Regions from separate parts of the Mus musculus genome. Here regions 1, 3, 4 and 5 are each linked to region 2. Evidence: chromatin loops called from intact Hi-C (ENCODE). Cell type or tissue: left cerebral cortex. All regions are shown on one strand. Links, peaks and the distances in the headings refer to the core of each region. The heading gives the core; the rest is flanking DNA. Region 1 holds the start of Fam117b (family with sequence similarity 117, member B). Region 2 holds the start of Wdr12 (WD repeat domain 12). Region 3 has its middle 29 kb from the start of Fam117b. Region 4 overlaps Carf (calcium response factor). Region 5 holds the start of Nbeal1 (neurobeachin like 1).

What was found. Hi-C counts contacts between places; a loop is a spot of excess contacts. Peaks named below come from ENCODE experiments on the same cell type or tissue, not always from the same donor. Only the 100,000 strongest peaks of a DNase experiment are listed, where the experiment ranks them.
Region 1: it touches region 2 in a loop (7-fold over the local background); 2 of 42 quality-filtered maps call a loop at or near these places.
Region 3: it touches region 2 in a loop (2.2-fold over the local background); 13 of 42 quality-filtered maps call a loop at or near these places.
Region 4: it touches region 2 in a loop (5-fold over the local background); 2 of 42 quality-filtered maps call a loop at or near these places.
Region 5: it touches region 2 in a loop (10-fold over the local background); 5 of 42 quality-filtered maps call a loop at or near these places.

Annotation. Positions count from the first base shown.
Region 1 is chr1:59,909,719-59,915,920 of GRCm38, forward strand. Fam117b (family with sequence similarity 117, member B) reads left to right here and starts at 3,288. Exons shown (of 8, transcript NM_001037725.3): 1 at 3,288-4,034. The coding sequence starts at 3,446. In left cerebral cortex, for the core only: CTCF peaks have their summits at 2,939 and 3,898; DNase peaks (open chromatin) are centred at 3,212, 3,749 and 4,269; H3K4me3 peaks cover 2,896 bases; H3K27ac peaks cover 2,271 bases.
Region 2 is chr1:60,094,664-60,100,865 of GRCm38, forward strand. It overlaps Wdr12 (WD repeat domain 12), which reads right to left and starts at 3,244. Exons shown (of 13, transcript NM_021312.5): 1 at 2,844-3,244. The coding sequence starts at 2,884. Carf (calcium response factor) reads left to right here and starts at 3,584. Exons shown (of 16, transcript NM_139150.5): 1 at 3,584-3,644. In left cerebral cortex, for the core only: a CTCF peak has its summit at 3,610; DNase peaks (open chromatin) are centred at 2,557, 3,064, 3,548 and 4,356; H3K4me3 peaks cover 2,778 bases; H3K27ac peaks cover 1,955 bases.
Region 3 is chr1:59,880,605-59,886,806 of GRCm38, forward strand. No RefSeq gene overlaps it. Among named protein-coding and RNA genes, the nearest start is that of Fam117b, 29 kb to the right of the region's middle. In left cerebral cortex, for the core only: a CTCF peak has its summit at 3,339 (motif pointing right); a DNase peak (open chromatin) is centred at 3,336.
Region 4 is chr1:60,147,631-60,153,832 of GRCm38, forward strand. It overlaps Carf (calcium response factor), which reads left to right. Exons shown (of 16, transcript NM_139150.5): 15 at 203-572; 16 at 2,951-6,202. The coding sequence ends at 3,057. Among named protein-coding and RNA genes, the nearest start is that of Nbeal1, 30 kb to the right of the region's middle. In left cerebral cortex, for the core only: no CTCF peak of the experiment used is centred there; no DNase peak of the experiment used is centred there.
Region 5 is chr1:60,176,790-60,182,991 of GRCm38, forward strand. Nbeal1 (neurobeachin like 1) reads left to right here and starts at 3,810. Exons shown (of 55, transcript NM_173444.2): 1 at 3,810-3,896; 2 at 4,674-4,965. The coding sequence starts at 4,915. In left cerebral cortex, for the core only: a CTCF peak has its summit at 3,471; DNase peaks (open chromatin) are centred at 2,911, 3,625 and 4,301; H3K4me3 peaks cover 2,316 bases; H3K27ac peaks cover 1,325 bases.

The sequences.
Region 1 (6,202 bases), core at 860-5,859, 180 kb before region 2:
CTGGATGCCCTGAAGCACAGGCAAATTACTCAGATATATATATTAAAAAATTTTAAATTTATAACTTCTTTCTTGTAAAGAGTTGAGCAGACCCAGAAGCAAATAAGTCTGTCAATAATTTTATCTTCTGAGGTTCGTGTGTTACTATTTTGCTGTGCTGGGATTGCCTCACACCTGGAAGAACCTCGAGTTCAAATACAGATAAATTCAAATGTGTTGCTTCTTGCCTAAAATTTCATAAGTCACATTTCAACCTTGGAAAGAATCATTTCCTGAGGGGCGTGGGGTTCAAGCAGAAGGGTGCTTATTTGCCTGATTCGCCTGATTCTTGACAAACAAGGCCACTCTTCAGAGAGGAGCCAGAGCACAAAGACTCCTACCTTACCTTGATGTATTGTTTGCCTTGATTCTTCAATGGACCAGGATGACAGCTAAGGATGCTTTTATTCATTTCCATTCACTTAAAAACAGAACCAAGCCCTGCGGTGGTGGTACACGCCTTTAATCCCAGCACTTGAGGCAGGCAGATTTCTGAGTTCGAGGCCAGCCTGGTCTACAAAGTGAGTTCCAGGACAGCCAGGGCTACACAGAGAAACCCTGTCTTGAAAAACCAAAAAAAAACAAAAAACAAAAAAAAACAAAAAAAACAACAACAACAACAACCAAAAAAAAAAAAACTAAACCAAAACAAACCAAACAAAACCAAACCAAACAAAACAAAAAAACCCCCCAGAACTACTCCAAGGCACCCAATGCTACAATTCTAACTATTTATGTTTTGATTGCTAAGATATTCTGATGATTACATAGTTTTTAATTTACAAGTAACTACAATAGCCTTTAGTATAAAGGCGGCTTCAATGACTAATACTGGTTCTCATTGAAAGTTCAGCTCTAGGTCTATGAATTAAGCAGGCAGGTTAAATGAGATAAAAGGGCTGTTTTGTTTTGTTTTGTTTTTTCATACCCATTGGATCTGTGATCCTGTGAGAAACACAGCTACAGGAAAACGTGAACAAAGGAGACATCAGTCAGTTTTGAGTTCCAACTGGCCATGGTGGCATAAATCTTAATTTTCTTTTCTTTCTTTCTTTCTTTCTTTCTTTCTTTCTTTCTTTCTTTCTTTCTTTCTTTTTATTTTATGTTGAGTACACTGTAGCTGTCTTCAGACACACCAGAAGGCATCAGATCCCTTAGAGATGGTTGTGAGCCACCATGTGGTTGCTGGGAATTGAACTCAGGACCTCTGGAAGAGCAGTCAGTGATCTTAACCGCTCAGCCATCTCTCCAGCCCTATAAAGCTTAATTTTCAAGTGGTGGAGAAAAGAGGGATCAGGGATCTAAGACTGTCCTCAGCTACATAGTGAGTTTCAGGCTAGTCTGAACTATATGGGACTCTACCTGTTTAAAAAAAAAAGGAACTAAGCAACTAGCTTCAGCAGACCATGTTTTAACTATGCAAACCATTTTAACTTTTGATCTAATACAGCTTATCTGATGAAAACAGTTTTTTAGCTTAAAAAAAGGAGGCCTTTAGGTCAGTAACAAACAAAACAAATTATCAGAGAGCCTAGGATACCAGAATATATTTCAAAAGGAAGCCATTGGCCATTTACACTTGAGTAAGACAGAAAGACTTAGTAACAGAATGTCTTTACTTTTCTGAGGTCTTTTCTGAGGTTTTGTCTGTTGGGATGCACACATATATGTACAATGATGAATGAATGAATGAATGAATGAATGGAGAGAGACTGCTAGAAAAGGAGTTCTGAGAACTTCCTGCACAGCCTCTTCTCATCAAATCCTTGGTTAATATTTAGAACTGTCTGTAGCAGATGGTATTGCTTAGCTGCACCTTACAAATAAGAAACTTGTTTATGGACATACCTGAGATCACAGGCTATGTGGGGGATCTGACTGTCTCCAGGACCCTAGGAACCTATCTAACAGCTTTCTACAGGAACCCAATAGGGCTTGAGGCCTAGAACCTGTTACCAGAACCACCACGCCTTGGTTAAGGGATCTTTTTAGAATGTATAGCTATTAAAGCCATAAAGGGATTAAGGATGCCACGTGCAGTCTGCATGTCGACTTTTTAATTGAAGAGGAACCCGCGTATTATGATTACTTTAGAATTTCTTGCCTTTCAGAGAGTTCTTATGAAAGCCATGGAGACTTATTTTCTCCACCAGACTAAACTATGAATGGTGGGCCAATGAAACGGCTCAGTCTGATGCATGAGTCTGATTCCCTGCACAGACATGTTAGAAAAGAACAGGCTGTCCTTTGACCTCTACATGCATGCACATGCTTATTCACAAACCAGATACATAAATGTAATAAATAAATAAATAAATAAATAAATAAATAAATAAATATGGGTGGTGCACCCAGTTCTGTCTCAAATAGAGAGGAGCAAGTGGAGGCCACAGCACTTTATAAACTTGCATCTTTCTAAGGTATAAGGGAACTGTAAAGTAACTGATTAAATAAATTCTTTATTACTTGAGATCTATAAGGGTGGGGGCTAGTAGCAACACTACTCGATAACTGAACTTCACAGATACCATCTAAAGTTGCATTCTAACCTGCAAATATAATCGTTCTGATATTTGAATCTTTGTAGCGCCAAAAAGAAAAGAGAAGAAAGATATAAAATACCCTAGAATTAAAGTTCTTTTATTTTAGAGCCCTGCTCATAGGTAGATGGAATTAGGGCAGAACAAAAAGATTGGGGGGCGGGGGTGAGGGGAGTCTCCAAAGAGATGTGCGTACGTGTTAACTTACAGACACCACTGCTGTAAGGAAATGAGTTTCAGAGGGAAAGAGTCGGTTCAGACCATCCCCGGGGACACCGTGGTCCCGTACAGTCCGTCCCTTTGGCCAAATTCCCGGAGTCCCAGGGGCTCCCTCCAGCGGGAAACAGGGACGCGCGTGGCCGGGCGCGCGCCTACACGTACACGCACGTGTACACACACACACACGCACGCACACACGTCCGCACACGCACGCAACCCCCCCTCACCCCCCACCCCCGCATCCCTCTACACAAGCCACAAGCGTTCCCTCCGCACCCCTCCTCCTGCCACGGCCGGTTTCCTCCGCCGCCCGACCCCTCGGGGGCGGGCCTCTTTCTCTTTAAAGAGCAGAAGCAGCCTCGGGAGCCGAGATGCGCGCAGCCAATCAGCGAGGCCGAGTGGCTCGAGCGCGCTGACGCTACACCAATGAGCGGCGGCAGGGGGCGGGGACAACGGAGGAGACACTATTGTTGATGAGGAGCCGCGGCGGCGGCTGCATCACCTCGTCGGTGCCCGTCGCTGCCCGCGCGCCCCCTGGTCCTGAAGTCAGGCTACGTCACCCGCTGGCTCAGGCCTTCCCTCGGGCCCCGAGCAGCCGGTCCCCGCCGCCCAGCACCCCCGGCCGCCGTCTCTGGGGCGGGGGGACCATGTCCCAGCGGGTGAGGCGCAATGGGTCTCCCACGCCCGCCGGCGCCCTCGCGGGTGGCGCGGTCGGCCCGCCCGGGGGCCCTGGGAGCCGCCTGCAGCCCATGAGGGCGACGGTGCCGTTCCAGCTGAAGCAGCAGCAGCAACATGGCAGCCCCACGCGGGGCGGCGGCGGCGGCGGCAACAACGGAGGCAACGGAGGCGCCTCAGGCCCCTCGGGCGGCGGCGGCAGTGGCGGCCCGCGCACCGCCTCACGCAGCACCAGCCCCACGCGCGGCGGCGGCGGCAGCGCGGCGGCGCGTACCAGCCCCACGGTGGCCACGCAGACGGGAGCGTCCGTGACGTCCACGCGCGGTACCAGCCCCACGCGCGGCACGGCGCCTGGGGCCCGAAGCAGTCCTCCGCGCCCGCAGCCGCCACCGCCCCTGCTGGGCACCGTGTCGTCGCCCAGTTCGTCGCCCACCCACCTGTGGCCGAGCGAGGTGATTGCGGCCCCACCCTCCGCCCGCGTCCGCCACCGGAGGAGGTCCCCAGAGCAGGGCCGACCCTCGGCGGAGAAGAGGAGCCCCAGCGCCCCGGTGTGCAAAGCAGGTACGTGGAGGACAGGGGTCCTGTGCCGCCGAGTGGGGACTGCAGCGCTCCGGTGGGGCGGGGCGGGGCGGGGCGGGGCGTGCGGTCCGCCACCCCTGCGTCTTGCCCGTGCGGGTCTCCGCCGTGGAGGTGCGGCCGCTAACCTTGGGCCTGGGCTCAATTTGTGGAAATCATAAACCCTGGGGTTTGGCCTTGCGTCGCTACTGCTGGGGCTGGTCCTGTCACTTTTGGTGACGCGGTTAATGCTTGCAAATAGCACTTGTGTGCTGCTTAGTGTTTCTGTTCCACAAAACAGTTTCGGATCTGGAGGACTGAATGCATCAGCAAAGGCGGATTTGGATCATTGAAGAGTTGTGAAGCTGGGAGCAGTTTTTGCATTTCGTAAGACTTAATGAGTAGCAAGAAGGGAGAAGTTAAGCAAGATTGCTTTGGGGTGTGTGCATAGGTCTATGTATGTGTTTACACATATACGTAAATGGTAGATAGCTAGCCTGAGGGTCTGAGTGTGTTTCTGAGATACTGGTTTTATTTCTCTTAGACTTATTCTTTGCTTCCCGCACCCCCCCCCCCCCAACACTCTCACTACCGCTGGCTGACCTGGAACTTGCAGTGTAGACCAGGCTGGCCTTGATCTGCCTGCCTCTGCCTTCCTAGTGCTGGGATTAAAGGCCTGCCCATTTTGTTTTGCTTTGGTTTTTTATGTTTATTTTTTATTTTTTGTTTGCGTTTTGAAACAGGCTCCCTGTAGCCTCATCTGGTCTGTAACTCACCATGTAGATAGGTTAGCCTCACCAACTGCCTCTGCCTTCTGAGTGCTGGAGTCAAAAGCATGCTACTTTGCCAGGCTACAAAATGCTTTTAAAAGATGTTAAGAGGATTCCCTCCCTTCAATAATGGGCAAGTGGTTTTCATACACGACCTCATTTTAGCTTTCATATTTTCCTTTAGATGGGTTAAGAACAAGTGGTGACAGGTGAGCTTTGACTCTGCTTGTATGCCACAGAGAACAAGTCTTCAAATTAGATCAAGGGAGCAACTTCTAATGTATAAGAGAACGTCTGAGAGATACATTGCACACCAAAATTACATGCATGCTGGACAAGATTTCTGCAGTTTGCCATTGAGTTTCTGGAGCTAGGATAGTGCATCTGGTGTCTGGTAGATGAGCTGCTTAAGTGGGCAGTAGACAAGGAAGGAGACTGGGCCCCTCAATCTGATAACAGAATTTTAAAGAGTTGATTTGCAACACACCCTGAGGAGAACTTGATTAGGGTAAACAGTCAAATGTGAAGGAGGCTTTATTTCCGGGGACATTGGGCTCCTTGTGTGCTCATTCATATTTTCCAAAGGCACCCCCTCCCCCACTCCCCACCCTCCAAAACCAGAAAAAAACGGAGTAGTTACTCTTAAACTAGGTGTGAGGGATACTGCTTGTTGGTAGGTCTCTCAGTCTTACTCAAGTGTAAATGTCTGATGGCTTTTTTTTCTTTTTTCAAGACTGGGGTTTCTCTGTATAGCCCTGCTGGCTGTCCTGGAACTCACTCTGTAGACCAGGCTGGCCTCGAACTCAGAAATCCGCCTGCCTCTGCCTCCCAAGTGCTGGGATTAAAGGGCCACCACTGGCCGATGTCTGATGTCTTCTTTTTGGAATATATTCTTGTTTCACGTTAGTTAGGTCCATACAAAGTGGGGGAAGTGTTTTCAGTAGCATAGACTGCTATGATTAAATCATTCCATGTTTTATATGGCCAAATCTAGAAAGAGACATTGTAATTACTGCGCCCCTTTTTGATTAAAGGGAGATGACCAGTTTGCAGGCTTGATGAAATGTGAAAGTTCTTACTTGGAAACAAAGGTGCTTCTTGATGCAGTTCTGGAACCCTCATGTGACTCAGATGCCTGGGCTCATCTTCAGGCTGCTAGCTTCTTCTAGATGTCTCATGGGGTGAACAGAGTCCAGCCTTCACCAGGGCTTCATTATTACAGAGTCCCTATGTGGGAGATCTCAGGATCTCTAGCTGGTTGATTATTTCTCTGGGCTTTGAACTAATTACTGAGTGATCCAAAATATCATTCTCTTGATTCTGATAAAGTCACCACACACTTGTCCATGGCAGCTATTTAAATGTCTAACTTCAGTGCCTGCCAGGGGCCTATTTGCGTAAGCT
Region 2 (6,202 bases), core at 592-5,591:
AATCTTTTTTTTTTTCCTTTTTTTTTTGTAGAGCCCTGGCTGTTCAGGAACTTCCTCTGTACACCAGGCTGGCCTGGAAATGACAAAGATCAGCCTGCCTGAGTATTGGGATCAAAGGTGTGTGCCACCACAGCTCAGCAAGTCTTTATTCTTAAAATAAGGAGTGTGGACACAGTGTCCTAAAGGATAAGGTGATTAAAGCTAAGTCACTTCAACCAAAGAAAAGGGGTGGAAGTTCAGGACCCAAAAGGATGCACAAAAAAGATCATTCTTAAGCCAGAGCTACAAGAAGTGATTCTGGCCAGGGAAGGGAAGGGTAGCCGGGAAGGAGAACGTGGGAAACCAGCAACAGCAGACCAGAGATGAGACTAAAGACATGTAGAGTGTTTTACATCCTGTATACTTTGACACAGTTTTTAATTCTTTTCTTTCTGTAGGCAACAAGAAACCACTGTAGCAGTCCAAGTTAAGGTACAATAGCAGCACTCTGTTTAGTGAGATCTTTATAGCTGTGCAACAGACTGGATCAGAAAAATATGACTGGAAACATAAGAATCTCAAAGAAAAAAAAATTGGAAATCATTTATTTAGTAAGGAACTTGTATCCAAAATATATAAAGAACATTTACAGTTGAGTAATAAAAAGTCTTTCTTATTTTAAACATGGATAAGGAATTCGAATAGATAGTTTTCCAGAGAAAGAGCAAAGACCAGCAGGCACAGGACCAAACACAATGCATATCACTTGACATCCATAAGGGTACAAATCAAGTGTAGGTGAAGATACAGTGCTGTGATGATGTAAAACAGTAGTTACTTTGGAAGATGGAAGTCAGTGTGCCATTTCCTCTAGAAGTTAAATGTGGACCCAAGAACCATACTTTTAGGTACATGCCAAAGAAAACACATGTTCACTGTACATAGTGGCATGGGCCTTTAATACCAGCATTTAGAAGGCAAAGGCAGGTGTATCCATGGGTCTGAGGCCAGCCTTTGGCTACAGTGAGATCCAGGCCAGCCAGGGCTACACATGTTCACATAAAAACTGTACATTAATGCTTACATAGCCACTATTCATAACAGCTAAAATATTGAATGTCTAACTGGACAACAAGAGAAACTAAGCCATACAATGTGGCCATAAAATAAAATGCAACGATATTCTGTCTTATGAATAAACTAAAAAACAAAACAAAAAACCAACCACCATGCAAGCAAAGATGCCATCCACAAAAGACCACACATTTTGCATAATTCATTAGAAAAGTGTCCAGAATAGGCAAATCTACAAATAGATGGTAAATGGATCAGGAGTTGACTTGGGTGGCAAGCATTCAAGGGATGGAGTGTCAACTAAAGAAAAGGCAGTTTAGAGCCAGGAGGTGGCGAACACCTTAATCCCAGCACTCAGAAGGCAGTGCCAACTGGAGGGAACAATTCTAGGACAGCCAGGTCTACACAAAGAAACCCTGTCTTGAAAAACCAAAAATACAACAAAAAAAGGGGGTGGGGGTGGTGGTTTTTTCCAAAAAGGATTGTGTGAATGTTTATACAACTCTATTAGTATGATGCACCTGAATTCTATACATTATGTATATATATATATATATATATATATATACACACACACACACACACACACATATATATATATATATATATTTTTTTTTTTTTTTTTTTTTTTTGGTTTTTCGAGACAGGGTTTTTCTGTATAGCCCTGGCTGTCCTGGAACTCACTTTGTAGACCAGGCTGGCCTCCAACTCAGAAATCCACCTGCCTCTGCCTGCCGAGTCGTGGAATTAAAGGCGAGCGCCATTATACATGTATCACCAGCAACGTTGACATCTATATGACTTATTAATATATAGACACAGAAGTACACACATACAAATATATACACACAGTCCTTGTTTTATCAACTAGAGAGAAGCCAAGGTCCTCTGAAATGAGGAAATTCCCTTATAGTGGTTGTCTGCAGGCAAGTCTGCGGGAACATTTTCTGGACTAATAACTGATGTAGGAGGAACCAGCCCACTGAGTAGAGCCACCCTGTATTTTAAAAGCAAACTTAGCTAGCTAGCCATTGGGAGAGCAAATGCAGCTTGCCCCCACCCCCACCCCTCACCTCTGGTTTCTGCTTCAGTTCCTGCCAGGAGTTCCTCCTATCTTGGCCTCCTCTGAGATGACTGTAACCCTTTCCTCCCCAAATTGCTTTTTGTCAGTGTTTTATCACAACAAGAGAAACCTAAGTTGGACACACTCACACAAAATACACCTAATCAAATCGGACACTGAATTGGCTTCATTCTAATTAAAAAAACAGCTCTACAAACTCCATAGCCAGTTTCTAGTCTGTTTGGGGGGGGGGGGGGGATGAAGTTGTGCTTTCAGAAACCACGAGACACCGTTAACGGACAAGCCTGTTCAACTCTCAAATTACTGACATGATGTGTGCAGCATGCAGAAAGCAAACGTGAAGCCCTGGTCCTCCACACACGTCAAATTATGAAAAGCTCATGAAAGTGGGTAGAAAACGGAGATTTAAGAAGACGTGAACACCGCTTCCAAATGAGACAGGGCAGAAGTGCGGGGCACGTGAAGGGGAAGGCGAATGAAGTCTTTTTTATTTTTTTCTATCAGTCAGCTTATCTTATTTGCAATAAATTCTTTTAATTGTAGCCATTATAATTATTAAAGTTCTTTCAACTTTGATTTACTAAAACCTTGTCCGTTTCTTCTTTAATGTATATCCCCAGTCAAAACAGCAAGGATCAAATCGAAGGAGTCTTCAAACGAGATCGGCTCCTGGAAGACAGGGACAGAAGCTGGAACCCTTACTTACTTCTTGTTCTCGCTGTAGAAACGTGCCTGGAGTTGTGCCATGGCTGAATATACACACGAGACTTCTCCACGAAAATGTGTGCGTTGATAATCAAGCAGCTCTAAGGTAGACTGCGCCGCAAGCGCAGCAGGAGCTAGGCTTCAGTTAGCTCCCTCAGGTTCCTACAGAACATACCACGAGGTTCGATTTCCACCAGCGCCCAGCCCGCACACATCAAGTACCTATTCCGAGATTTAGGAAACATCGATTAGTCAAGCGTAGTCCTAAAAGCATCCAGTCCCCTTAAGACTTTTGTTTCTTATCTATCTAGATTCGTAATCTATTAGGAAAATAAAGAAAATAACTAGCTTGAGCCAAATTTTAAGCGTGTCTTTAGACCCAGACCCTTTAGACTCAGCGCTCAGATACTACAAACCCCAGAAGGGAGCGCGTTTCAGACCCTCTGAACACTGGGAGTTGTAGGCTTTATTTATTTTGCCACACCGCATTTAGGGTCTCATATCTGCTTTTAATACTCCTTTCTCCGGGCAGATATTACACTTCCTGCTTCTTTATTCTGAGTGACAAAGGTCCCATCTGTTCGTCTTGTGTGCACTGTTCCAACAGCCAAATTCGGCCGAGACCATGTGTTCTTACCTCTGGCTTCAGAGCGGAAACTCGGGAAAGGAGAACGAGTCGGAAGGGAACTGGGCGACGGTGGCTGAGAAGGGTCTAATCTGATGGACCTGCGCTGCGCCTCCAGGAGGGGTGCGCCTGCGCATTGTGCTGGTCTCCACGGCGCGGCCTCGGAGCCAAGACGAGGTTGAGTAGTCTCGTTTTGAATTTTCTCCCTTCTGCTTACGGCGGACTCCCCTCTCGCGTTGTGGGGCTCGCTGCGGCGGCAGGGTTGGGGGAGCCGGAGGCCTGGCAGAGCTGTCTGTGCCCAGCGACCGGACGCTCCCTCCCAACCTCCCTTCGTCCCCCTGCCGCCTCCTCCCGTCACCTCCTGACCCTCCCGGGCTGGGAGCAACCGCCGGCCCCCGCCCCCGGCCGTCGCCGGACGCCGCTGTGCGCTGTCCCTGCGCCCTCGTCCGCCTCCACGGCGGCTCCTTCGCCGTGGGCCCGGGAGGGGCCCCGCGGCCGGGAGAAGGCAGGCTGCCGCAGGGGGAGGCGAGGTGTCTGTCCCGCAGAGGGTGCGGAGCCCGAGAACGCACCACCGCCACGGAGCATCCGAGTCCTGGGCCGGAGCGCCCGCCCGAGAGGGGCCTCTCCCCTCCTTTCCGAGTCTGACGTTTAGAAAAGTGTCCTCTGCACCTTCTCCCCTGCTTTCGGGCTTCTTTTATTATTATTATTATTATTAATTATTAATTATTTTTTTAATCTTGATGTCACTCAAAGGCTTGTCTCGGTCTCAATGGTCTCGATTATTACTCTAGTTATTTTCCTGAGTGGAGAATAGATGGGGGCTATTACTCTTAAGATCCCAAAGTCACTTTTTTAAGGCATTCGTCTGAAAACCTCCGGGGGTAGGGTGGGGTACAGGGACACACTACTCTGAGACAGCAATTTAGAGTCAGGCAGAACTGGATTGCAAAATGTGTTGGCTTAGCGGTATGAGTGAACCAGTGAATATGGTGAGAGGTTTTCTATATGTCGCCTAATTAAATTTAAATCCGTAGAAAACTAGAAGTTATCTAGTCAGTTGGAGGCGAAAACAATCATTTGTTAAGTGGACAACGACCCAAAAAGCATGACTGTTCTCAGTTTATTCATTTTACAGAATTGCATGCCCCATTACAGGAATGCCTGAATTTGATTCTACCTGTTACTTAACCTCTGTGCCACACTAAGATTAGCTGTGACAATTTAATGTCGCATAAGAAGCACTCAGAAAATGTTAACTATTTTTCTCATAAGAGCTACCAATAGAAGTTTTTACCACTGATGTAGGTGGAGGCATAAAATGAGAAAAACCTCTGCCCAAAATACAGGGAAAAAAAATTTCCTTGTTCAGATTGGGTTTGCTGATAACAGTGTTACCAGACGAATTAACTATTGAATTTTTACTGATAACATATAACTAATTAAAACATCATTTTAAACTTCCTTTAGTTTGGACTTAACAGATTAACAATACATTTGGAAGACAGTACATTTTTAAAATCTTAATTCGAGTGGAAAACTATGATTAGGAAGATATAGAACAGGAATTACTCAGAGTTCAGTTTGCAAAGCACACATCTTGAATTCACTAAAATATATTTTTATTTAGCTAAGGTATTTAGTTAAGGGAAGATAAGTGACTAAGAATACCTGGGACGAGCTTTTTTCAATAGTCACTTACATGTCTTAGCTGGTATGGCTTGCAGGCGTTACCTAGATAGCTAATGCTAGAGTGTTGGTTCTCTTAATTTTAGCTTATATCAACTGCAGACTTCTGGGATTCATTTATTGGGGTCCTCATGAAGACTCAGTGTTATCTGGAACAAGATTTCTTTTTCTTAACAGTCTCTTGGTGTTTGTTTATTTGTTTTTTGATATTAGGGATTTTTTTATTTGTTTGGTTTGGGTTTTTGAGGTTTTATGTTTTTGTTTGAGACTGGGTCCCTATGTAGTCCAGTATGGATTTCAATTGACTATGTTTCTCCAGATTAGCTTTGAATTCTAGGCTCACCTATTTCTACCTCCTGAATACTGGGATTATACCTGCCTGCAGCCAACCACACTTGCTTGTTGCTTGTTTTGAACCTTGAGTCTAACATTCTGGAATTAATCTCAGGGCTTTGTGTGTCCTAGACCAACAGTCTGCTGCTTAGCTATATCATGGCCCACGCTCTGGGATTTTAAGAGAATTAGCCTAGTTTCTTTTTATCCATGGGGTTTGTGTTCCTCAGTTTTGGTTACCTGCTGCCAATATGAAGTGGAAATCCTAGAAATAATTGATGAGTTTGAGATTGTATGTCTTTCTCAGTAACGTGATGTCTTGCACCATCCTACCTGGGGTATGAATCATTTATGAGTCCAGGGAGAGTGTCCACTCTCTGTGCTGCTCACCTATTAGTAGGTAGTAGGCTTTTGGTTATTAAGACATTATTGTAGACCTGTGACACAGTAAGTGCAAGAGTGGTGATAATGGCAATTCACATGTGCCAAAGAGAAGTTAAAAAGTGTTTAAATAAAATGGTGAAATTCATAATTTGGAAAGAAAAGCTATAGGCTAGTTTAGTAACGTCAGCAGTACAACAATATTTTAGAGACCACATTCACTTGATTTTAGGAATACATGTGGGCTCATGACTGTACCCAAGGGTAAGAGGGCAGAAAACCACTGTATTCCACTTACCATTAAATGGATAATCAAATCACTTCAGAGTCAGTGT
Region 3 (6,202 bases), core at 725-5,724, 210 kb before region 2:
TAATCAGCAAGTGTCAAAGCAGCTAACTGTACTGGCAGTATAAAGAATGGGCTGAGAGGGAGGGAGCCATGAGGAGTCGTGTAGACAAGCACTGGCAAGAGATAATGAGAACCTGCATGGTGAGTCAGAGATGAAGGGAGGCAGGTACACACCAAATCAGAGACCCAGTGTCTGGACAAGGTTAGGCAAGGGAATGATTGTCCCTCACAGGGGTGAAAAGAGTCTCAGAATGTTCAGGTGACAGAAAGTAGTACCTTTAGAAGTTTGGATGTATTATATCCTCTTATTAAGTAATGTTCAAATTTTTGGTTCCAAATACACATGCTGTCCCTGATCACATATTATTTCTGTAGAAATGCTTCAAGAATAAGGCTTTCCTGAGAAGGCTGTAGGGAAAGTCAGCTTGTTTTGAGACAGTCCATTATTTTTAGATGAATGCCTTGATAGGTTAGCTTGTTTCACATAGTACATTAAGACATTGGGGGAGGGCAGCTCCATTCTTGCCCCTGTTTTTCTTTTAAAAAAAAAAATCAAGAACAGCCTTAAATTGAGAATGATGTCACATGACAACAAACTCAACCCTTGGGATCCTAAAATAGAACTGTCAAAAATTCAAGGGCAGGCTGGAGAGATGGCCCAGCAGTTAAGAGCAATGGCTATTCTTTCAGAGGTCCTGAGTTCAATTCCCAGCATCTACATGCAGCTCACAGCTGTCTGCAACTCCAGTTCCAGGGAATCTGACAACCTCACACAGACATATGCGCAAAACACCAATGCAATAAAATAAGAATAAATAAATTATATTTTAAAAAAATCAAGGCCAGCAGCCAGGGCTATGTGGCAAAACTGTCAAAAAAAAAAAAAACCCAAAAAACTAAACAAAACAAAAAAGCCAAGTGATGGCGCTAACAGTCTGGTCTCTTGAGTTTGAGGCCAGCCTGTTCTACAGAATGAGTTCCAGGACAGCCAGACTCCTACACAGAAAAACCCTTAAAAAACACACAAACAAAAAAGGGAGCTGTCTGTGCTGACCTGTGTTTGACCCCAGATCCCATGGTAGGACAGAATGGACTCCAAAGATGACCTCCGATGTCCCCACATTGTATTGTGAACAACTTTTTTTTAAATTTGAAAGTGGGTCAGACTGGCACCTTAAAAAAGAGCAGCAGACCTTGACATATGTGACTCTGTTGTAGAGGAGCACTTTGTGTCCTGGAGACCAAAAGGATTAAGGCAAAGGCAAAGTTGCCCTGAAGTGTGGATAGTGTCATCCGGCTTACCACCCTGTCTTCTTGCCCTCCCTTTTAACTAGGAAGGGAAAAACTCTATTCAAGAAAACAGTCTTTGTATGCTTGGGTGGTATGGGGTGGGGGTGGGGTGAGGGGTGGGGTGAGGGGGTTGTAAATGGAACAGAAAAACAGGTGAAAGTTTTCCATTCTTACCAACTTTTTTAGTAGCATTTAAATCATCAGTCTTTTATGTATAATGTCATGGAAGATATGCTTCAATTCCTAAGGGGGGAAAATGAAAAGACATACATTATTATCTTTAGACATCATGGAGAACTTCAAAAATACCAAGGTCTGGGGACAACATACATGTAGTTTACAGACAGACAAACAGACAGGCAAAACAGCCATACACATAAAATCTTTTTTGTAAAAGTCATGTCTCTTCACTTCTAGGAAAGTAATTTAAAAAAAAAAATGGCTATGATGGTTGCAGGTCTGTAATCCTAACACTTGGAAGACTGAAACAAGTTTGGCATAATCCAGAAAATTTAGCAAGACCTTGTCGAAAACTAAGAGATTTGCTCTTATAAAAAAGCCAAAAGGAACTAGATTCACTTCAGGAATGACGAACTGACCATAATATCAAAACAAGAGGTGTCTTTAGGGTAACGGGGGGGGGGGGGGGCAGCACATGTCTCATCTCTTATGAACCTGTGAAGAAAAGGATACATACCAAAGAGGTTAGGCTTTCAGCATCTGAGTGATTCATGTACTTGCCTCTTCCACAGCTTGCCGAACATGTGCTAGCAGAGATGCTTGTTTTCTTGAAACACTACCTTGGTGTAAAGCTACACTGTCCACAGTGGAGGAAAAACAAAGGTACAAGATAAACGGAACATTTTTGAAAGAGCTAAGACGTGATGCCTAGCACTCTGGGCTCAGCTCCCAGTACCACAGACGGGAAAAGTAAACAGATAACTGTCCATCTCCGTAACTCTTACTACTCCTTCCCAGTTGTCTGAAGACTCTACTCTGAGAGTTGGTCTTCCCTCCAAGCAGTCTGTCTGTGTCAGTGGTCGTACCAGACCAGCAGGCTCCTGATCTTTAACCTGAACTTGTAATGTATCCACTTGTGGCCACACTCATGCCCAGCTCAGCCTTCCTTCAGCACTCCTGTGGAGTTTTGGGTTAGTTGATTGGTTTTTAAGACAGGGTTTCTCTGTGTAGCCCAGGCAGTCCTGGAACTCACTCTGTAGACCAGAAATCCTCCTTCCTCTGCCTCCCAGGTTCTGGAATTAAAGGCGTGCCACACCACCCACTTCCTCTCAGGACCTACTGTCCTGTAGGCAGGAGAGGCCCATCAGTTTTCTGTCTCAAAAATAACAATGTTTAATTGACTGCTCTGCTAATGCCAAAATGCTATTCTTTTTCACTTTTAAACCGTTTTTATTTAACCTCTGTTAATCTGGCTTCTTGGGCTGGAGACAGGTCAGTGGTGGAACTTGCCTGGCAGGTTTGATCCCCAGTACTACCTAACCATACACACATGCATATAGGAGGCATGCATCTCAGCCCTTCTAAATTACTCTGGGCTCTTGAAAGCCATTAGGATGTGTGTCACTCTTTTTTGGAGTTAAGTTGGACAGAATGATCAGCAGTGAAGGAGAGTATGGCTGTGATGTACACACACACACACACACACACACACACACATACATACATACATTCACACACAGCCAGCACCCAGCACCCTGGCTTTGAGAAGAGTAAGTCTGGATTTTCAGATATTTCAAATGCTTTTATTTTGCATTTATAGTTATCATTTTTAACTTTTCTCATAATATTTAATAAAATGAGAGGTCATGCAAAGTCGTCAACCTTTACAGATATCCATGGATGTAGGAAGAGGAGGTTCTCCATTTGACAAGGAAATTGTCAACCTTGACAGAGGTCTCTTACACCTTTATCATCTAGTCAACAACCAGTGGTGATCTACAGGACCAGACACCATTCCTGAGATAGTTTTATAAGATGTCCCCAGTAGTTATCCTCCAGGTCATGTTAATGGCACAGTAGCAGAAAGTCTGTGTGCCACCTGACCACTAGGCGGCACTGCTGGTCCGAGTTCTGATTGCTAGACTGCTTCCTTTTTCAAAGACCATCACTTGTTTTGTTTGTAATGTTTTAATTTTTATTACATTTATTTATTTATTGTGAGTGTGTGTGTGCACTCTAGCACACAAGTGCCATGGCTGCATATTGAGGTCAAAGGACAACTTGTGTGAGTTTATTCTTTCCTCCTACCACATGGGTCCCAGGAATCAAACACACAGTTGGATACAAGTACCTTTTCCTGCAGTCCTGAAAAAAAATTTTTTTTGACTACCAATATCCAGCTATCATGGCAAGGCCTATGAGCACAATGTACATTTAGGTCTAGTTATGAGGTGTGAACAAGGTAGAAAGCCTACAGATTGGTCCTTTCCAGAAGAACACAGCCTACACCCAGACTTTAGCATGATATTATAGCTTTGCTTGAATTATACAATGAAATGTGAATTACAGGTGACTTATTTTTGTGCATGGATATATGTGTGTATATTGGGGGGGGGCATGTGTATGCTTTGTCAAGTGAGTGCAGTATAGAAGACAACCCTGGGTATCAGACCTTACCTTCCAACTTCAATGCAAGGTCTTTCTTGTTTATACCTTCGCTGCATACTCCATTTTGCCTTAGGCATACTAAAATTACACACAGACATGGACCACTGAATCTGGCTTTTACATGAGTTCAGGGACCAGAACTTGAGTCATTAGGCTTATACAGTAAGCACTTTGACCAGCAAAGCCATCTCCCCAACCCATAATTTACTAAGACATCAGGAAAGGCCTTTCATGGAACCCTAGCATTTGGAAGAATTCTACCAAAGTTTATCCAAGTTCTGTGCAAATATTTTATAAGAGAAGTTGGGTTTTAGAAGTTTGTTTGTTTGTTTGTTTGAATTGACTGGCTTCTTCGATATTTAATTTTTGGAAGAAGTAGTTTCTGGTTACTGTAGTATTTTTTCCTGCTTACAGTTTCTACCTTAAGGGCCTGGCATGGTGGAGCACAGTTTTAGTCTCGGCAGAAGCAGAAGCAAAAGGATCTCTCTGAGTCCCAGGCAAGCCTGACCTACAGGGCAAATTCCAGGATAGCCAAGACTACACAGAAATTTTCTGTCTCAAGAGATTTTCTTTTCTTTCTACCTTAAAATTACATATGCACCAGCATTAAGAATCCGGTTGGGTAAGCAGCTCGTGCCATACAAGAATGAAGACCCGAGTCCCCAGAACCCACACAAGAAAGCTGGATGTGATGGTACGCACTTGTAATCTCAGTAGGGGAGGCACAGGCAGGAGATTCCTTGGGGATCTGCCTGTGCCTTCCCTGAGCCAGCCAACTGAGCAAGCCTCCCGACAACCTACCAGCCAGTGAGAGACCTTTCCTTAAAAAGGGAGGTGGGGCATTACAGCTAGTTAAGGGGGGTTAACAGCCTGAGTCCGATCCCTGGAGCTCATGGTGGAGGAAAGACCTTCAGCAGTTCTCCTTCCCTCCACATGTTCAACATAGCATATTTGCACCTCTGCCTCCTCACCCCAGACACACTCAAATATATTAAAGCAAAAAATGGATACATACATACATACATACATACATACATACATATTAATACAAAGATAAGGTGGATGGCTCCAGAATGATGACACCCAAGGTTGTCTTCAGCCTCCATAGGCATGAACATCCGAACCTCTCTACCACAGACTACTTGAGGTGATTAGTTTATAAAGAGATACGGCTCCTGGTAAACCAGGCCACCTTAAATGATAGAGTTACCTATCTCCATTTCTATCTGGCTCAGCAAGTAGTGACTTCTGACCTACAAAGAAAACTTCCCAAGAGGAAGGAAATCCTCTCTGTTTCCCAACCCAAAACACATTTGAAGAGTTCATACAGACACCAGAACCAGGGCTCTTGATTTCAGCTTGGGTGGAATTCTTAGAATTTTAGTGAATCAAGTTTGCTCTAGAGTCCTCCTCTTAATTGCTTGTGATTTTCTGTGTCATTTGCGTATGTGACATATACGAGTGAACACTTTGGTGTCTGTCTAGGAAGAGACCAGTGTGATGAGCATACCAGTGAACTGGCCAGCTGTGTTTTGTTTGGTCTGAAAACTATCTGAAATTTGTTTTTATATGAATGCCTCTTTTGTGGGGCCTAGACTTTTCCCAAACCCAGTAACTCTCTCGAGTTACGCTCTACAAGATTTATTCATTTGTGTTACTTCCAAATCTCTGTAATCTTTCAGTTTGTACCTTCTCCAAAACCCTTTTTCCAGACATAACATGAATACAGAGCCTGGAGGATATGCCTGGCATTTTACGCACACTGGGGAGGAGAGCTAGCCACCTACTTTGAAGCAGGCCAGCTTGCATGCTCTCCAGCCCTTCCACTCTCCCATAGGATGGATGCTGCTGTTACCTATGTCTCTATTCTTCTCTGTGATCTCTGAAACCTACATTTGAACAGGGTGCAGTATTCATTTGTGAGTATTAACCAGTGAAAACCAAAACCAAAACCAAACAATAGTATTATCCTATCCCCTAGTGGATTCTCTTAAATCAAAAAATAAGCATTCGAGGCTGGAGATAGAGCTGAGATACTGAGATACTGAGTGCTTGTCCAGGAAGCACAGACTTCACGTTCATTCCTAGCACCAGAAACAAGCACCAGGAAACACTCCATTCATAAGTGTGCATCACCAAGCAGGTGGGACTCTCAAAGCTCACCGTTTGAGCTGAGGGGACAAGATGGAGACAGTGGACGACACACCTATAATCCTGGCGTTTGGGAGGCAGAGGCATGTGGATCTCTGAGTTCGAGGCCAACCTGGCAGTGAGTTTTAGGATAGTAAGGACTACTACATTATGAG
Region 4 (6,202 bases), core at 859-5,858, 53 kb after region 2:
GTAACTCAGGTAATACGTTTTGAAAATTTGAGAGACCATGAATGCTTTGTTGTACTACATTTCATTTGGTCCTTGTTTCTGTCTTCATAGACTATTTGTTAATAATTACAAACCTATTACTTTTTTTGTCAAAAGACTATCCTACAAGAATGTCATATTAGTAAATCCAGACATTGTGATACAACTCTTTTCTCTTCGGAAGGCTTTGAAGTTACAGCCAAGACTCTCCTCTCCTGATGGCTCACAAGCTTTGGTATCAGTAGATAGCCATGCATCCTCTAGTCCTCCTGGCCTTGTGGATACTGTAGGAAATGCTGAAGTGGATAACCACTCTGTACTGCTTGGTCAGAGTCAAAACCCTGGGACAGATACATGCCTAACCCAAGACAACAGCACCTCCTCCTCCACGGGCCACCTCCCAGAATCAGTTCCGAATCCAGTTGCAGAGGATCAGCTGCTGGAAGGTGAAGATGTTGAGGATGCAGGGAATCCGGAAGGAAGTGTAAATAGGACTCTGTTGGGAGATGTACAAACCGTTCCAATACAGATCATAGACAGCCGTCCAGTGCTTGGTAAGTGACCATCAATTTACAATTCCTTTATAACCTGGGATCACTACATCAAATAAAAGGAAAACCAGAGGGTTTATAACATTGTATAGTTGAAACAAAATTAGGAAAAAAAATATGAGATTTCATTAACAATATTTTTTCTTATTTTGTCTAATTATTTAATTCCAATAACATTTCCATTGTTTATTTCAGCACTTAGAAGGCTTAGGCAGAAGGATTCCAAATTCAAAGACACCCTGGGCTATAAAACAAGTCTTATACCAGCCTGACCAACTTAGCAAGATCCTGTGTGAAAAGAGGGCTGGGGAAGTAGAGTACTTTACTCCATAGTAGGCCCTAAGAACTGGGTTCAGTCTCCAGTACAGACAGGAAAAGAAGGAAAGAGGATGAGGAAGAAAATTATTCATTTATTTTTAATAACTTTTTTTTTGAGACAGGGTTTCTCTGTATAGCCCTGGCTGTCCTGGAACTCACTTTGTAGACCAGGGTGGCCTTGAACTCAGAAATCCACCTGCCTCTGCCTCCCGAGTGCTGGGATTAAAGGTGTGCACCACCACGCCCAGCTTTATTTTATGTTTTGATACCGGGTCTCACTATGTCGCTCTGACTATGCTGGCACTTACTATATAGAACAGGCTAGCCTCAAACTCACAGAGATCTGCCTGCTCTGCCTTTCAAGTGTTGGAATTAAAGCATGTGCTACCACCACTTAGCCCATATTTATTTATTTTATCATGCATATAAGTGGTTTGCCTGTGTGTATGTATGTGTGCTACATGTATGCCTAGTGCCCAGGGAGGGTAAAATAGGGTGGTGGATCTCCTAGAGTGAGAGTTACAGGTGGTTGTAAACCACCATGTGGGTGCTAGGAACTGAACCCAGATACTCTACAAGATAGCCAGATACTCGGAGCCATCTCCTCAGCCCCACAACTCATTTCCGAGTGCTGATGCACTTCTGTGGAAAGAGATAGGTATGCATTTTGCTTTGAAGTATAACAGTCTTCACAGAAATTATTCTTAGAACATATATCTGCCTCTATCTTAATCATCACTCTTTTGGTAAATAAAAATGTGAATAGTTCATTCTAGAAAGATTTAAGTTTTTTTTAATTTATGGGAAACATACTTGTAAGAAAGTTGCTGGACTAGTACTCAGAAGGCAGAGGCAGAAGGATCTCTGAGTTCTAGACAGCCAGGGCTCCACAGAGAAACTCTGTCTCAGAAAAAGAACAAACAAACAAACAAACAAACAAACAAAATATTTACCAGAGATTTTTATGATCATGAAGTAACTTTACAAATGAAGACAAAAATACATATATGTAAATTTATTGTCATAACTCCCTGAGAAATTTAGCACTATACTCATTCTACAGATTGGGAAACCAAGGCTCGAGTAAGTTAAGTACTTGCCTGATGTTTGTGTGATAGAGGAGGGAACTATGCCCAGGCATTCTTACCCTTCTAAAGCTTTCTTCCTTTTAGCATGCTTTCACCCTCTACGTAGTCTCATAGCATTTCTGAAAGCATGAGTCCAAATGTCTTTCAAAGGCACTCTTTTTAGCCCCAATCTGTTTGCTCTATCTAGTGAGGGGGTCAGCAGACGAGCTCTTGGAGTCATTCAAGTCCCTCTTCTGTGGTTCCTGTGTCTGTGTCTGTGTCAGTATTCTTGTCTGTTACAGTACTGGATGTGTTCCTCCGCACAGTGCTAAACAAGCCAGTCCCTGAAACCTTGCTTTCTAAGAGCAACCAAAGACTGGAGATTCTTAATAAAGTACAATGACGATTTGAGGTTGGGCATGATGGTGTATGCACTCCAATCTCAGAGTTCAAGGCCAGCATGGTCTACAGAGACCCTGACTCAAAAACAAAACAAACAAAAAGATGAAGATGCTAAGCATTCCACTGCCCAGTTGACAGCATTACTGCTGGTCTGCTGGTGCCATCTGTGTGGTTATAATCATGGTGGAGATCTTCCGTTTAGGTCTTCTGAAGTGTTTTAGATAAGCAAACACATAGGTCACCCAGCTGAGACAAAGCTATCATTGTAAGATGTGCTACTGTGCTTTCAAATATGCCAAAGTATTTATCTCAGTGTCACCATGACCCTTTCGTAAATTATGATATATTTGCATTTATTTTAAATTCATATATATATTTTAAAAGATAAAGTCTCAGGTAGATCAGGCCAGCCTTGTGTTGGCTGTATTACTAGGGATAACCTTGAATTCCTGATCCTACAATTCATTGCTCTAGTGCTGTGACCTCAGGCTTATGACACTGTGCCTGGTTTTAAATGTACATAATTTTAAAGACCGCAGTGTCATAAAACATTTCCTAACCCTTCTGATTTTTTTTTGTTTTTTTGTTTTAAAGTTGAAGAAAGTCTGTCTAAGAACCAAGTTAAACAAGAAACCAATGAGCCAACACTGTCTACAGAAGCAAAAACTTTCCTGGACTGTAAAAAAATATCTGCTACATAAATATTTTAAGTTTTTCAGAATTTACAGCTCTGGCCCCTTCTGATTTCTTAGTAGGTGGAGATTGTCTGAGATGGTGTATCAATCACTGGACCAGAAATGTATGATGGGCAGTTTTGACTTAAAGCTCCAATATTTGTTGCCAATTCTATATTTGTATTTCCCTTAAGAAATATTTTACTTTATTTTGTATTCCTTTATTATTATTATTATTATCCAGTAAGGCAAATATTTTAAAAGATCATCTGAAGTTATCCACAGTAATTTAGTGTGAATGCAAATAGTTATCTCGCCAAGTTTTGGTTTTTACAAGACAGAAAAGACCAACAATAAAAGCAGTGTGTAAGTGCATGTCTAGGTGTGTCAGAAAATTTAAAGTTGTAAGAACAGTTTTGATTAACTGACAGGTGAGAAACTATTTATCATCTGTTTATTTGGAAAGGTAGAGCAATAGATGTGTATGGTAGCACAGAGCCACCAAACACCCCCCCCCCCCAATGCTGCATTTGCAGTTTATCCTTGGCTTACATCTTTAACTGTAAATGAGTGGTACTGAAGGTCATCTGTCAGACATTTCAGTGACTTGGAAATATTAAAACATTGAATTAATCACACATTGAAATAACACAAATGAATGTAAATGACGTGTATGTTATATGGGACTGGAGGTAAATCCCTACCTAGGAATAGAAACATGAAAAATTCAGAGATTTGGGGAAATGTTAGAATTTCCTACTATTTATAGATCATTTGGGGGAACTTTTGATGGTAGAAAAATTGTTGTTGCTTTTTAAAGATTCAATTTTGACTAGAAAATAATTTAAATAGTATTTACATTTTTTTCTGTACTAGAGTTCTTTCTGAATTGATAGTATTACGATTTATATATTTCAAGGTAAGTATATATAGCTTAAAATTTAGTTCATATTTGAAACTTAAAAATGTCTGATCCGATATTTACTCATTAAATAAGTATATTTATATTTATACCTAGTACCAAATATCAAGTAATTAGTATGTTCATTATAACCTTGTTTTTATGGAAGATTGACTAGGTAGAAATTTCAAATGTAACTGTCCTGAAATAAGCAAGCTGAATGTAGTGGTACACACCTGTAATCCCAGCACTGAGGAGGCCAAGGACTCAGATTGTAAATTCAATTAGCCTAGGTTATAGAGCAAGACCTTACTAAGAAAGAAAGAGCGGATCACCTAGAAGATTCTTTTTCTGGAGATTCATTTGTGAGTTACTTACTTTTTTTTTTTTTTTTTTTTTTTGTCTTTTCGAGACAGGGTTTCTCTGTGTAGCCCTGGCTGTCCTGGAACTCACTCTGTAGACCAGGCTGGCCTGGAACTCAGAAATCCGCCTGCTTCTGCCTCCCGAGTGCTGGAATTAAAGGTGTGTGCCACCACCGCCTGGCTAACATTTTTATTTTTAAAAATAAGAAGTTCAAGTGGATATTAAAGTTTAATATTCAAAGCATGAACAATATAATTTGATATTTGTCCTTAAAACTTTACATGGATTGACTTTCCTAAAATCTAATTTCCCATTATTATTCACTTTGCTTTGGGTACATGACCTGTACCTAAAGATAAAGCTCTGTTATTTTAAAAGTAGGCAGAACTCTAAAATTCATTATCTTTACATCTGTATCATTGTCAACATAACGTTTATTATATCTTATTGAAAGCAAAGTTCATATATAATTATATGTATGATTATTCGTAGGAACTGCTTTTCTTCTTTTCTTTTTTCTTTCTTTCTTTCTTTTTTTTTTAAGAAAAAAACTAAAGATATCTGTTGCCAGTATTTATAGCAGCGGGCTACTAAGCCTGAATATATTACATTAAGTTTAATACAATTCGTAGTCACTTCAAAACCCAGGTTCTCTTAGTCTGTGTGTACTTAAGAGGAATGAAATCAAATTAGTATATAGTTTAGGACTGTATAGGTAATGCTCTTTTGTTATCCATGTTATAGAAACTGTTTTTCAAGAACAGATAGGTTTTCATCTTCCAATAATGATTACGGTTTATTGCTAAATATCTTACATTCCTTTTTTATTTGGACTGCTAAGGAGAAATGCTTGTTAAGAAACAAACTAGTCAATTTCCAGTGCGGAGAGAAAGAGCAGAGGACCCAGCGGTTACTGTGTAATCAGGAACAAGTACAGTGAGGATGTGTTTCTGCCACCTCATTCCGCCAGGTGGCAGGCACCTATAGTCCCAGTGCATCTCTGTGAGCTCCAGGGGAGCCCGGCCCACACAGTGAGATCAGGACAGCCAGAGCTACATAGTGAGGCCCAGGAAGAAAGAAAAGAGATAACATATTTCTGTCACTTCATTCTGTTTGAATGGGTCTTATGTTAATATTTTTTATTATGAGAACAGAAAGTTACATACATTCTTCCCACAAACAAAAAGAAAACAGAAAACTGAATACTTATATCTCTAATTGTATATTTTTGCTTTCTTAGGTAGAAACTGGAACTATTAATATTTTTGAGTATTTAAATAAGTAGTTTTTAAAAAATGGTATCTAAATGAGTTTAAAAATGTATTTGTCTTCTAAACTCATGTATAGTCACAACATGTCAGTGTTGGCTAAAGGTGCTTAGTACCAGTTTTTGAAAACTATGTTTACATATTTAAATATTTAATTCTTTACAAATGTACAAGATCTTAAACAAAAGTGTATAAAAATTTCAGTATCTGTATTTGGCGTTCTCTTAACAACTCCACAGCAAAATTTGGCAATACTCTTTTGTTCATGTATTACAAGATGTAGTATCTGTAGTGGAAAGCTGGACATTTAAAATAAGCAGTTAGAAAATCATAATCATAGCCTGGCTTGTTTCTCTGCAGTTTTCATGGTCTAGGCCTCCAGGTAAACTTAGTATATACCCAGGAAATTACAGATAAACAACCACAGGAGACTTGACCCTCGGTAGTAATTTTCTGTGTAAGCAGCCAATGTACTTAGAGAGCTTTAACATCTTATGCAGAGTGAATGTTTCCTAACTGATAGGAAACATAAGCTTGGAGATCCGGTCCTGCATTGAAGTTTTTAATTTTAAGCCCCAGCTTGTGCTTTATCTTGCTTATATCCTGTCAAGCTATATACTTAATCATGTGGGTTTGAGAT
Region 5 (6,202 bases), core at 458-5,457, 82 kb after region 2:
ACTCTGGAGGTGGGAGATTAGGTGCTCACAGTCTTCATTGGCTAGTTTGACCCAGTCTCAAAAAAAAAAAAATCATTAAAGGAATTTTGACTTAGAATTAGGATAAAATTTCCAGCAAAATTTGAAATGGTTCTAAACATGCTTCTGCCATTTAGAAAATATTTGTGTGTATGTGTGTGTGTGCACATGTGCATGTGCAGCATGGCATTCCTGTGGAGAACAGAGGACTTTGAGGGCTTGTCTTCTACTTCTACCTTATTTGAGACAGGGTATCTTAATGTATTTCCTTTGTTGTGTACCCCAGGCTAGCTCACTCTCTCCCTTCTAAAAATTCTCCTGTTTCCATTTCCCACCTCTCTGTAGGAGCAGTAGGATATTACAGGCACACGCGATTAAGGCGAGCAGGCTTTCTGTTCTGCAGGTTCACAATCAGGTCCTCAGCAAGTGGCTGCATGCCTGTAGTCCCAGCACTCTGGAGGCAGAGGCAGGTGGATCTCTGTGAGTTGGAGGCCAGCCTGGTCTACCAATCAACTTTCAGGACAGCTGGAGCGGTTACACAGAGAAAACCCCATCTCAAAAAACAAAAAAATAAAAAGTAAAACAAACTGAAACAAACCAAACCAGAATCAGTTCCTCACACTTGCACAGCCAACACCTTACCCACGCAGCCATCCTCCCCACCCTCTTGTACTACAGACCTATGAGAATCAGTATTCTCAGCTAAAGGATTATAAAATTAAAACACAAACCAATTTTAAAAATAAACTTAGAGGATGCTGTATGCCCTGCAGTAATAATTAGCTAACATTTAATTTTATGTAAAATATACAAAGTTGCTTTTGTCTGTAGCAAATGATTACAGACAAAAGAGTGGCTTAAAAATAAATTTCAGTATTATCATCAGTAAATGTTTGACTTGCATATCTATTTTGTGTAGCTTTATACCCAGGGTCATTTAAAAAGTTTAGAGTGAAAGCATGTATAAGAAGACCAGTGCTTGGCCGGGCGGTGGTGGTGCACACCTTTAGTCCCAGCACTTGGGAGGCAGAGACAGGCAGATTTCTGAGTTCAAGGCCAGCCTGGTCTACAGAGTGAGTTCCAGGACAGCCAGAGCTATACAGAGAAATCCTGTCTCAAAAAACCAAAAAAAAAAAAAAAAAAAAAAAAAAAAAAAAAAAAAAAAAAAAAGAAGAAGAAGAAGACCAGTGCTAGACAGCAAAAGAAGAAAGTACAATTTAAAGAGTAGTTTTTGTATAAAAAGCTGAAGGAGGGGCTAGAGAGAACGCTGCTTTCCAGAAGATCTTCAATCCAAGCACCCATATGATGGCTAATACCTGTCTGCAACTCCAGCCCCAAGGATACCCTCTGTAGGCACTGCACTAACATAGGTGGAACACACAGGGGTATGTGAGTACACAGACATTCATGTCACATAAAATAAAATCTACAAATTAAAAAAACAAAGAAGCCCAACTGTGGTGGTGCATATTTTGAGTTCTAGCATTCTGGAGGCCGAAGTGTACAGATCTCTATGAGGTCAAGACCAGCCTGGTCTACTTAGCAAGTTACTACAGGCTAGCCAAGGCTACATAGTGAAACTCTGTCCCAAAGCTAGCCAAGGAACTTTGAAGGTATACTTTGCAAACAACTTGTTCTTAACTCTGTCCTGATGGAGTGAAAGTAACTAAGGGCAATGGTGAACAGGTGTGGCAGTGTTAAGAAAACTTTCATCTAACACTCACATATCAACGGGAGAAGAGGCCTTTCAAACCTTATAAAGGCACATTTGTTCTTCATATCACAGAAAGAAGTCTTCAGGCACACATTGTAAATAGCTAGCTCAGCACTGCTAATGGTTTGCTTGTTTTGTGTTAACCCTTAGCCCAGTTGATCCTAGGGAGGAATACAGGGCTTTGTGCTTTTGAGACTATGAGGCAAACACACACACACACACACACACACACACACACAGAGAGAGAGAGAGAGAGAGAGAGAGAATCAGCAGACAAAGAAGCTCCAACACTGAGAATCTCAGAGACAAGGCTGCCCACCTGACCAGAGAAGGAAGAGTATAAACTTTGGAATGATTGATTGCCTCTGTTTCCACTCTGTTCCAGCCAAACTGGCTGGAGATCAGAAGGTAAGTGAATAGGCTGTTGTTAATCAGTTGTCTCCTCAGATCACAGGGTTTTTAAATAATGTTACTGAAGCTTAATGATTTAATTCCCGTCCTCTACTCATTGATGTTTGTTGTGAAGGATAACGGGAACTCTACATTTTGGTGACAGAATCACAAAATTTACTTTCACCTTTGATATCCAAGCTACTGCATGGTCTGCAAAACGGAATTATTTATCCTGTGATTCTTGACAAGAAAAACTTGTAGATTAATCTAATAAGCGAGAATAGATAAGGGCTGGAAGATGGCTCAGTGGTTAAGAGCATTTGCAGCACACAAGACAATGTTCCCAGCACCCATGTCAGGAGCCCCCACCCCCACCCAGACCTCCAGCTCCCAGGGATAAGATATCTTCTGGCCTCAGAGGGTATACAAACATATGTGGCACAAGGACGCACACAGGGCATGTGGGGGCATTAGTATATTTTAAAAATAAAGGTCACATAGTGAACCCCCATGATGGCATTAGTAGCTTTACATTTATTTATCTATTGTGCATGTGTATATGCCAGAGGATAATTTTCATGAGTAGGTTCTTGCTTTCCATTTAGTGAGCTAGGGTCTCTTGTTTGTGGCCAGGGCTCGCTGGCCCTCCAGTCTCCATCTTGCATTTCAGGAGGTCTGGCTTGCACAGCAAGTCATCTCCCTCCCTTTCCTTTCTTCTTCTTTTCTTTTGTGGCAAGGTCTCATGCGGCACAGGTTGGTCCCAGACTTGCTAGGTAGCCCATGTCAGCGCTGAACTCCTGATCTCTCTCCCTCCATCTCCTAAGTGCTAGATCACAGACCTGTTTCTTCAGGGTGGCTTCGATTATTTCTGAAGCTTAGTGATTACATATAGAAGTTCATTTTATTACTTTGTTTCCTTGTGTGTGCTTGTTAGGAATCAAACACAGGGCATCTCAGATGCTAAGCTGCTCTAAAACTGATTTTTTTATATGTTTGTAAAATTTCACAATAGTTTCTTAAATGTTTAGATTTAAAAGGTTAATCTTACGCTTTTCTCCTCTCTTAAAACAATAGCAACAACAACAACCTTAAGAAAGTGTGTGCAGCTAATAAGACTGCCTTTTGCTTCTTTTTCTGAAAGACGGAACTCATTCCGTACAGCAGTCTCCTTGGAACAGACACAGAATGGCAGTGACAGTACAAAGGCAACGACGCCAGAACAGGTAAAGATTTCTTTTCTTCTTTTTTCGCTTTTGAGCTCTGTCCCAGGACCAATCCCATTTCTACAAAGAAATCAAATCGAGATCCCTTCGAGACGCCCTAGGGTCGCCGGTCCTCAGCTGATTCGCAGAGGCGCCGCCAGGCGAGGAAAGTTCCGTCCGCCCCACCTAGCAGGGGCGGGGAGCGACGTCAGCACGTCGGCCCTCACGTCCAGCTGGGTGACTACTGACCGGAATGCCCAGGCTGGCTCCGACCGCTTTCAGAGCCTGAGCGAGGGCACTGCGGCTGCGCAGGCATGCCGGGGGAGGGGCTTCGGGGCTGAGCGGCCCTCGAGGAGCGGCTGCCGGAGGGCCGGGTAAATCCCCAGAGGCCGGAATGATTAGCCCAGGGGCTGCTCCGCCCCTGGCTCCTCCCACCCCGCGTCGGCGCTACCCCGCCTCCGCCTCCGCCTCCCGCCCGGCTTCGGGGTGACACGGGGCTTCGCCGCGGGCAGGGCGGAGGGCAGCAAGTTAGCCCGCGGCGGGGTGGCGCCGGCGGGCCTGTGAGCGTGGTGAGGGGACGCCGAGGTCGGGCGGAGGCTGCCGCGGGGCGGGAAGGCCCGGGGGAATGCGGCGCAGGGCTGCAGCCTGAGGGGCGGCGGCGGCGGGCGAGGGGGCGCGGCCGGCCCGGGCGGGTCTGGCTGCGGCCGGTTGGCGTGGGTCCCGGGTCTGGGTCCCAGAGCGCTCCGGGCCGCGCTTCTGAAGTTGATTGGCACGCCTGACGTTTGTCTCTCTTGTTCGTAACGGGGACGCAGGGAGGAAATGGAAAGGTCCCCGGACTGCTGCGAGGCGGGGTCTGGGGTCGTCCCACGGGAGGTGGTCCTTGCCACGGTGTGTGAGCCCCTTTCTTCTTGGGTGGAGAGGTGGAAGCCAGGTAGGCAGGATGACTTTCGCTGTGTGGATGGTTAAAACAAACAAACCAGGAATTCCTCGGGCCCTCCCCCCACGCCCTGCCCTGCAACGCAGCAAACATTCCCAGCAACTTTTAAGAAGCTGGCGAGAAATCTCGGATATTTGTTGTGTTTGATCTGTGCTCCTGGTTAAAGGAAGGCGTGAGTAGGGAGCCGTCTTCCTTCCCATCTACCGCAGTTTTGGTTGTGAATCTGCCTGGAAGGTTTTAGTATTTTATGTTGATCATTAGTCGTGGTGTGCCAAACAGGAGTTTCTGGAATATCTAATCACATTAAAAATTTATCCCTTTGAATGGGGTGATCAAGGCAGACGGATATCTGGATTTTTTTTTTTCAAATGTGGCTTAAAAAAACTTAGGATATTTTTGTATTTCACAGACCTATTTACGAGACCAGCTACCCCTGATGAAGAAGTGTTGGAGTAGTTGCTGAAATTGACCCTTATTGACCTGAGACAGTCTTATTTGTTCTACGAATTTTTTTTTTTGTTTTTTTTTTGTTTATTCCACTGCTTTGAGCTTTACTGTAACGGCTGATAAACTTGGAAAATAAAGTAATATGATATGGTCTTGAACCGTCTTTTTGAGGAAATATTAAAGTACCAGAGTGGAAAGCCAGAATGGCAGCCAGAGAGAGGCTCTTTGAACTTTGGATGCTTTATTGTACAAAGGTAATTTGCTTTCCTTTTATTTCTGTACTTAAAATTACTTGATTATAAAATTTTGTATCCAGCATTATGACCTTATTGTGTAGTGTGTTTGTGCATATTGATAATCCTGAACTGGCAGGTGTGGTGGTGCATACCTTTAGTCCCAGAACAGAGTCCTAGAACAATGCCGGGCCAGGTGGTGTTATGTGAGTTTGAGTCTATCCTAGTGGACGTAAGACATTTCCAGGACAGCCAGGGCTGCAATTCTCAAAACAGAACCCCAAACAACTCCCCCATCCTGAATTTAAAAAACATGCAAGAGAAATAAATAAATTTTAAAAAACATGTAAGAGATCTTGAATTTCCCATATTTATTTTTCAGTTTTGAGTACATTGACAATATTGGCCTGCTATTAAAAACTTACAAATATTTCTTTGATATATCTTCAGTGATCTCAAAATTATATAGGTAGATTGTACCTATAAAAGAAAAATAAAACTCTTATTGTTTGTAGGATATGTGGGGGGGCCACATGGGTGCCTTGGTACTTTTTTAGAGGTCAGGGGACAATTGTGTGGATTTGGTTGTCCCTCTCCACATTTATATAGGTTCCTAGGATTGAATTTAGGTCATCAGGATTGTGTGGCAGGTGCTTTACCCATTGAGCCATCTTATCTGCCCCAAATATTTTATTTTTCTGCTATTTTTTTCTTCCCTTAATTGGGGGTAAAGACAGTTTTGTTTGGACATTAAACTTTTTTTTCCCCCTTCCCCTAAACTTTTTTTAATCAACCTTTTAAATTATTTTTGAAGGTTATTGATTGAGGTAGTTATTACAGGATTAACATTATGTTAGCATATACTAGCATTATCTCATTTAATACTAACTAGGTTCTAGTGAGGTAGGTATTGTAATTATCCTTTTATTCGGGAGAACTGGTGTAGTTGTGAGTTTGGAATTCAGAAATATCTGATTCAGGCCTATCATTTTGCCATTCAGAAATACATTTCTTTGACTTCCTTCATGTAAATTTTTGCATAGTAAATTTGATCTTAGGCCATTGGGAAGGGTGTTCCTTAAAGGGTGTTTCTCAAGTGAGGATCTACGTTAGTACTTTGAAGATACAGCAATGATCAGAGAACCATTCATTCCCAGTCTGTTGGTTAACTTAGGTCTGTGTGGTTATGTTCTCAGATCACACAGCCTGTAGTTTTGCATTATATATTCAAGTTTGTTTTTGAAGTAAAATTTCATCT